Linked DNA regions of Mus musculus: regions 2 and 3 are each linked to region 1. A link is a loop called in an ENCODE intact Hi-C map of the cell type or tissue named here. Cell type or tissue: heart. All regions are shown on one strand. Region 1 holds the start of Zfp947 (zinc finger protein 947). Region 2 holds the start of Zfp994 (zinc finger protein 994). Region 3 has its middle 13 kb from the start of Zfp946.

The links. Peaks named below come from ENCODE experiments on the same cell type or tissue, not always from the same donor. Only the 100,000 strongest peaks of a DNase experiment are listed, where the experiment ranks them.
Region 2: a loop joins it to region 1, with 2.3 times the contacts of the local background. A loop is called at or near these places in 7 of 42 quality-filtered maps.
Region 3: it touches region 1 in a loop (2.3-fold over the local background); 8 of 42 quality-filtered maps call a loop at or near these places.

The regions. Positions count from the first base shown.
Region 1 is chr17:22,165,146-22,167,645 of GRCm38, forward strand. Zfp947 (zinc finger protein 947) reads right to left here and starts at 832. Exons shown (of 5, transcript NM_177596.3): 1 at 674-832. In heart, a CTCF peak has its summit at 1,039; a DNase peak (open chromatin) is centred at 826; H3K4me3 peaks cover 1,253 bases; H3K27ac peaks cover 837 bases.
Region 2 is chr17:22,224,644-22,227,143 of GRCm38, forward strand. It overlaps Zfp994 (zinc finger protein 994), which reads right to left and starts at 971. Exons shown (of 5, transcript NM_001205095.1): 1 at 896-971. In heart, a CTCF peak has its summit at 1,260; DNase peaks (open chromatin) are centred at 588 and 1,038; H3K4me3 peaks cover 1,322 bases; H3K27ac peaks cover 701 bases.
Region 3 is chr17:22,409,817-22,412,316 of GRCm38, forward strand. No RefSeq gene overlaps it. Among named protein-coding and RNA genes, the nearest start is that of Zfp946, 13 kb to the right of the region's middle. In heart, a CTCF peak has its summit at 1,158 (motif pointing left); no DNase peak of the experiment used is centred here.

The DNA.
Region 1 (2,500 bases):
ATGCCTATTAACCGGGCCAAAGGCATTCTCTTGAATAAGCAATTAGTAAAACAAGGCAAGAAAGCAAGAACAAATTTACTTTCCACTATCTTTGTAATTGGCTCATTAGGAAATAGATAATGCAACCGCTCTTTTACAAGGTTTTTTTTTTCTTCATGTTTTTATTGGTTATTTTTTTTACATTTCAAATGTTATCCCCTTTCCACAAACCCACTATCCCCTCCCCCTGCCTCTATGAGTGTGCTCCCCCACCTACCCACCCACTTCTACCTCAGCGCCCTAGCATTCCCCTACCCTGGGTCATTGAGCCTGCACAGGACCAAGGGGCTCCCCTCCCAGTGATGACCAATAAGGCCATTTCCTGCTAAGTGTGCAGCTGGAGCCATGGGTCCCTGCATGTCTACTCTTTGGTTGGTGGTTTTGTCCCAGGGAGCTTAGGTTGGGGCGGGGAGGGTGTTCTGGTTTACCAGTGATTTTATGACTGAATATTCCAGTAATTGTAAAATACATTTTTAAAGAATCACGATAAATCCCAGGTCACAGGATCTCAAACTTCTAATCAGTGGTGAGACATCTACAACAGAACTGTGAGAGTGGCGTCCTTAAGAGCAGCTGCGGAAAACTCCCCCCTGCTCTGCTCCCTCCCGTTTCCCAGCCCCGCAGCTCCTCTGACCTGGGACCTTCCGGGGCCGCCGAGCTGCAGTGCTGGCAGCTGAACTGCTGACTCTCCCAGGTCCGCAGCCAAGAAAATGCTTCGGAGGAGACTTTTCCGGGTCCAGAGAGAGCTAGAATGCAGAAACCGGAAGGTAGAAAGACAATCGGTGGAAGTTCCTGTCACCCAGGACTGGATCTTAGGAGCTGCTCTCCTAGACCCGCCCAATAAACCGTGGTTATGGTCACGTGGTTTCCCAAAATAGTTTGAGAGCAAGAGCTTTCCCCTCCTTAATTACTACTGCTTTTTTCCTGTTCTGGTCAAGGTCCTGCTCTTGCCTTTATCCCTGCCCTGGGGGTTCCATTCCCTCCCGCTCAGTCATCAGCTTCCTGCCACACAGCTCCACCTGTGGACCTGCTCTGCACAACCTCCCTGCTGCTTGCTGACAGACTAGGAAAAACTGGTTCTGAATGATGCTGCACTCTGACATCTGAGAGTGAGTTCTGAAACCCTCAGATAATAAACAGGCAGCCTAACTTCTTAGCTTGGGACACTAGCCTCCTCGGCTACAATCGCACAGCAAAATATAACCAAGACCCTAAATTCCTTTCTTTCTTTCTTTCTTTCTTTCTTTCTTTCTTTCTTTCTTTCAAGTATACAAAAGAGTTTATTTAAGGCATGGGGATGGGAGTTAAGAGAGTAGTAGAGGCAGAGAAAGACAGAAGGAGAGAGTAGGTAAGTGGAGGCTGGCCATGCCCTCCTGGAGAGAGGGTGGAAAGGAATGGAGGGCAGGGGGAGGCACTAGGGAGGTAGAGGCAAGGGAGACAAGAGTTTAAGAGATAAATTCCAATTTCTTATGTTGCACCCCAACACACAATACTAAAAATGACTCACAAAGTTTGGCTTCCTTCCAAAGCATGTATCAAAGCATACATGAAGTATAAGAGGGACCACTGAGATGAAAATGTGGATAAAAACGGATGGGACAGAGAATGATGGGAGGGTGCTCTGCAAGCTCTCTGGGGAGCTCCAGGGACAAAGGTCACTCTGTAGAAACAAAAGCTGTACAACAGGGCAGTTGGAAAGCACTGATAAAGTTAAACTCCAAGAGATTTGAAATGGCCACAATAGCAAAGAAAATAGATAATGCAAATAGTTTGCACAAATATTTTCCTATAAATAGTCTGACAATCATAACATGAATGAAAACATCAGCATCAGCCCCAGTTCATGTAAGAAAAAATATAGTGATACTACAACAGAATTTTGATAGCCAGGAAAAATAAAATGCCTTCTGATGTGAGTTTATAGTACTTAAAATTCCATGCAGACAGGATTCATGGTCAGGGTTAGAACGGTAAGGAAAATGGACGTAATAATACTTGAATTCTCAAGGGAAAGGGCATTTGTGTCTGACACATCATTTTATCACTCTGGTCTATAACACAGAACCTGGTATTTGGGTAAGGAATGCATTGAATATATAGATTTCTTTTGGTAGGATGGCCAGTTTTACTATGTGAATCCTCCTCATCAACAAGCATGGGAGATCTTTCCACATTCTAGTATATTCTTCAATTTCTTTCTTAAAAAAAAACTTGAATCTTTTATCATAGAAGTCTTACACTTGCTTGTAATGTGTTGTGGAAAATATATAATCTCAACTGTTGTTTCTACCCAGATTTTGATTATTCACTTCCAAGGTAAAAGACATACACAATCTTTATAATATGCTTTTATGAGTGCTAGAACTAGGAACGTATCTATGGTCTATGCTATTAATATATCTATATCCCAAATATTAATTCCACTATATTTTGCCATGTTTTATCTTGGCTGCTTTAAACT
Region 2 (2,500 bases), 59 kb after region 1:
CATATTTCTGAATGTTTTACTTACATCCTAAACTGCATACAATTCTGATTAAAAAGTTCATGGCCACTAAAAAGTCTGCTTAGTAAATATTAGTGTTTACACCCATAACAGTAGGGCTCGATAAACTATATTTTTGGTTCAATAAATGGGCACTGTTTCCTCATATAATATTATATGCAAAGCTCTCTGTGGATGCCTATTAACCGGGCCAAAGGCATTCTCTTGAACAAGCAATTAGTAAAACAAGGCAAGAAAGCAAGAACAAATTTACTTTCCACTATCTTTGTAATTGTCATATTAGGAAATAGATAATGCAACCGCTCTATAACAAGTTTTTTTTTCTTCGTGTTTTTATTGGTTTTTTTTTTTTTTTTTTTTTTTTTTTTTTTTTTACATTTCAAATATTATCCCCTTTCCAAGTTTCTCCTCCACAAACCCACTATCCCCCTGCCTCTATGAGTGTGCTCCCCCACCTACCCACTCACTTCTACCTCAGCGCCCTAGCATTCCCCTACCCTGGGTCATTGAGCCTCTACAGGACCAAGGGGCTCCCCCTCCCAGTGATGACCAATAAGGCCATTTCCTGCTAAGTGTGCAGCTGGAGCCATGGGTCCCTGCATGTCTACTCTTTGGTTGGTGGTTTAGTCCCAGGGAGCTTAGGTTGGGGCGGGGAGGGTGTTCTGGTTTACCAGTGATTTTATGACTGAATATTCCAGTAATTGTAAAATACATTTTTAAAGAATCACGATAAATCCCAGGTCACAGGATCTGAAACTTCCGGTCAGTGGTAAGAAACCAATGACAGAACTGTGAGAGCGGCGTCCTTAAGAGCAGCTGAGGAAAACACCCCGCTGCTCCGCTCCCTCCCGTTTCCCAGCCCCGCAGCGCCTCTAACCTGGGACCTTTCGGGGCCGCCGGGCTGCTGTGCCAACAGTTGCACTGCCGACTGCCGCCTCCCCAGGCCCTCCGCCACGGAAATGCTTCTGAGGAGACTTTTCCGGGTCCAGAGACAGCTAGGACGCAGAAACCGAAAGGTAGAAAGTTGATTGGTGGAAGTTCCTGTCACTCCGGCCTGGATCTTAGGAGCTGTTCTCCTAGACCCGCCCAATAAACCATACTTAGGGTCACGTGGTTCCCCCAAACACTTTGTGAGCAAGCGCTTTCTCAACCTTAATTTTTAATACTTTTTTTCCTGTCTGGTCAATGTCCTGGTCTTGCCTTTATCCCTGCCCCGGGGATTCCATTCCCTCCCACTCAGTCATTGGCTTCCTGCCTCACAGCTCCACCTGTGGACCTGCTCTGCACAACCTCCCTGCTGCTTGCTGACAGACTAGGAAAAACTGGTTCTGTATGATGCTGCACTCTGACATCTGAGAGGTAGTTCTGAAACCCTCAGATAATAAATAGGCAGCCCAACTTCTTAGCTTGGGACGCTAGCCTCCTCGGCTACAATCGCACAGCAAAATATAACCTAGGCGTTAAATTCCTTTTCTTTTTTTTTTTAAAGTATAGAATAGAGTTTATTTAGGGCATGCGGATGGGAGTTAAGAGAGTAGTAGAGGCAGAGAAAGACAGAAGGAGAGAGTAGGTAAGTGGAGGCTGGCCATGCCCTCCTGGAAAGAGGGTGGAAAGGAATGGAGGGCAGGGAGAGGCACTAGGGAGGTAGAGGCAAGGGAGACAAGAGTTTAAGAGATAAATTCCAATTTCTTATGTTGCACCCCAACACACAATACTAAAAATGACTCACAAAGTTTGGCTTCCTTCCAAACCATGTATCAAAGCATACATGAAGTATAAGAGGGACCACTGAGATGAAAATGTGGATAAAGACAGATGGGACAGAGAATGATGGGAGGGTGCTCTGCAAGCTCTCTGGGGAGCTCCAGGGACAAAGGTCACTCTGTAGAAACAAAAGCTGTATAACAGGGTAGTGGAAAGCACTGATAAAGTTAAACTCCAAGATATTTGTCATGGCCACAATAGCAAAGAAAATAGATAATGCAAATAGTTTGCACAAATATTTTCCTATAAATTGTCTGACAATCATAACATGAATGAAAACACCAGCGTCAGCCCCAGTTCCTGTAAGCAAAAATACAGTGATAGTACAACAGAATTTTGATAGCCAGGAAAAATAAAATGCCTTCTGATCTGAGTTTATACTACTTAAAATTCCATGCAGATGGGATTCATGGATTCGGGATCAGAATGGTAAGGAAAATGGACATGGTAATACTTGAATTCTCACGGGAAAGGGCATTCATTTTATCACTCTGGTCTGTAGCTCAGAATCTGGTACTTGGGTAAGGAATGCATTGAATATATAGATTTCTGTTGGTAGGATGGCCAATTTTACTATGTGAAGCCTCCTCATCCACAAGCATGGGAGATCTTTCCACAGTCTAGTATATTCTTTAATTTCTGTCTTCAAAAACTTGAACCTTTTATCATAGAAGTCTTACAATTGTTTGCAATGTGTTGTGGAAAACATATAATCTCA
Region 3 (2,500 bases), 240 kb after region 1:
GCAACCTCAGGAGGTAAGAATGTACCAGGAACCTGGGATGTGAGAGACGCTCAGGACTCAAAGGAAGGGATCTTAAATGAAATGCCCTACAGAGGGAACTTTTAGAGTCTACCTCTAGTAGAAAGACAGGGCATCAAGTGGAGGGATGGGGTTGCCATCCTACAGTCAAAAACGCTAACCCAGAATTGTTCCTGTCTAAAAGAACTGTGGAGACAAAAATGGAGAAAAGCCTGAAGGAAAGGAGGTTTAGTGACAGGTCCAAATTGGGATCCATCTCAAAGGGAAGCTCCAAGGTCTGACACCATTACTGATGTTATTGTGTGCTTACAGACAGGAGCCTAGCATGGCTGCATTCTGAGAGGCCCAACAAGCAACTGAAATAGTCAGATCCAGGCACTTACACCCAACCAATGGACAGAAGCCGGAGACCCCTGTGATTGAATTAGGAAAAAGCTGAGGAGGAGGGTGACCCCATAGGAAGAGCTGCAGTCTCAACTAATCTGGACCGCTGAGATCTGTCAGACACCAAGCCACCAACTAGGCAGCATAAACCAGCTGATATGAGGCCCCGAACACACATACAGCAGAGGACTGCCAGGTTTGTCCTTAGTCAGAGAAGATGCCCTAACCCTCAAGCGACTTGAGGTCCCAGGGAGTGAGAAAGTCTGGTAGGGTGGGGGGTGGGGGGGACATCCTCTTGGAGGTGGGGAAGGAGAATGACATGAAAAACAGTCAGATGGCAGACCAGGAGGGGGATAATGACTGGACTGTAAAAAAAGATTAAAAAAATTTTAAAACGTATTTGAAAACTAAAAACCTAAATTAAAGAAGCCTACTTAATTATTATTGAATACTCCAATTTTCTCTTTGGCATAGAAATAATATGCTTTTCACCTGGGTTAAAACAAAACAAAAGTATCTGAAGAGACAGTTATTGCCCTAAGCCATGTGGATTAGTCAAAGTTAGTAGGATGCCTAAATTAAAGCCTTATTTGCCCCTTCGAAATATATTTCTTGGTGCTGGAGCAATAGTTCAGTGGTTAAGAGCATTTATTGCTGTTCAAAAGGAATAGGGTTTGACTCCCAACAGCCAAGTGGTGGCTCATAGCTGTTTGTAATTTGATTCCCAGTGTATCTAGTGCCCTCTTCTGGCACTTGGGGGCACTGGACACACACAGTACACAGACAAAGCATAGGCAAAATATATATACACTAAAAATTTTTTCAAAAAGACTTTGAAAAAATAAGTTTTTTTCTTGTTTCCCAACTCCTAATTTAATGCTCGACCAACTACAAGGTAGAAAGAAAGACCATATGAAAACCTGGTACATGGTCTTCACTTGAAAAGCAGATTATGATAGAATCTGTTTATAGTACTTACTGACTCTGTTACCCTGCTAAGCACTACACATTATCTCAACGAATCCCTATAAAATCTCTAAAGAGTTCAAATTTTCTGCTTTTTTTCTTAAGATGGGTGGAGAAGCTCTAGAAAGTATATTATTACCAAGATCCTGCAGCTAGCCTTAGATTCATCTGGTAGCCAAGCCTGTGAGTTTGGCCTGTGAGTTTGTTGTTGTTGTTTGTTTGTTTTGTTTTTTGTTTTTTGTTCGTTTCACTCAGTTCTGTAAAACTTCATGAATGGGGGATGGGGAAGCTGCTTCAAAGCTTAACCAGATGGATCAATATTAGAGGTATGATCTGTTTTAACCTTAATCCACAGAACTCCTTCTGAGTCCTCCTCATAGCTGAAATGTATTGCTATCGAAAATGAATACTTTGATGAATTAAGTAAACGCTCCAATTGCCTATACATTGCAACATCTATCCTTCAAAGGCTAGGGAATGTAGACTGTATGTTCTTTGTCCAGCTTGTCTGGATGCGTCATCACTGTCTGGGAGGCACAGAGGTGGATGCCTTCCTAGTAGGGGTGAAGCCTCCTTTTCCATATCCAGCTCCTGTATTTGTATCATTGCCATGTACTGTGTACTACTGAGCCAAGAAAATAAAGGGGCCTAGGGTTCCAGCCACTTCAGATTATACAAGCCAAGAAAAATGTGCAAATCACATGAGAAAAAAGAGAGAGAAAGCTATATATTTCTTCTATTGTCTGTACTCTCTAGGAAGTTAATTTTTAGTGTTAAGATTCAAGACAGACACTAATTATACTTCTCCTTGAATTGATTAGTATGCCATTAAAAAGTTTATGTGTTTCCATGTCTTAAATGAGCCTGGTTCTGGAAGGGCATCCCTGAAAACAATCTGGTAAATGAGTGTTTTTTCCCTCACCAATATCTCAGGACATGAGCCAATCCACTCTAGAAACTGTACATCAATATATGCTCTGACTGTCTCGTACAACAAAAATCAGTTCAGATCTTCAGGTCTTAGGTTCATGAAAAATATTTGCCCTCAAAAGTACAATTAGAGAATGATACAACTGATTCAAGGTTGTGATTCGAGACAAGATTTAAAGCCTTAAACTTGACAATCACAGTG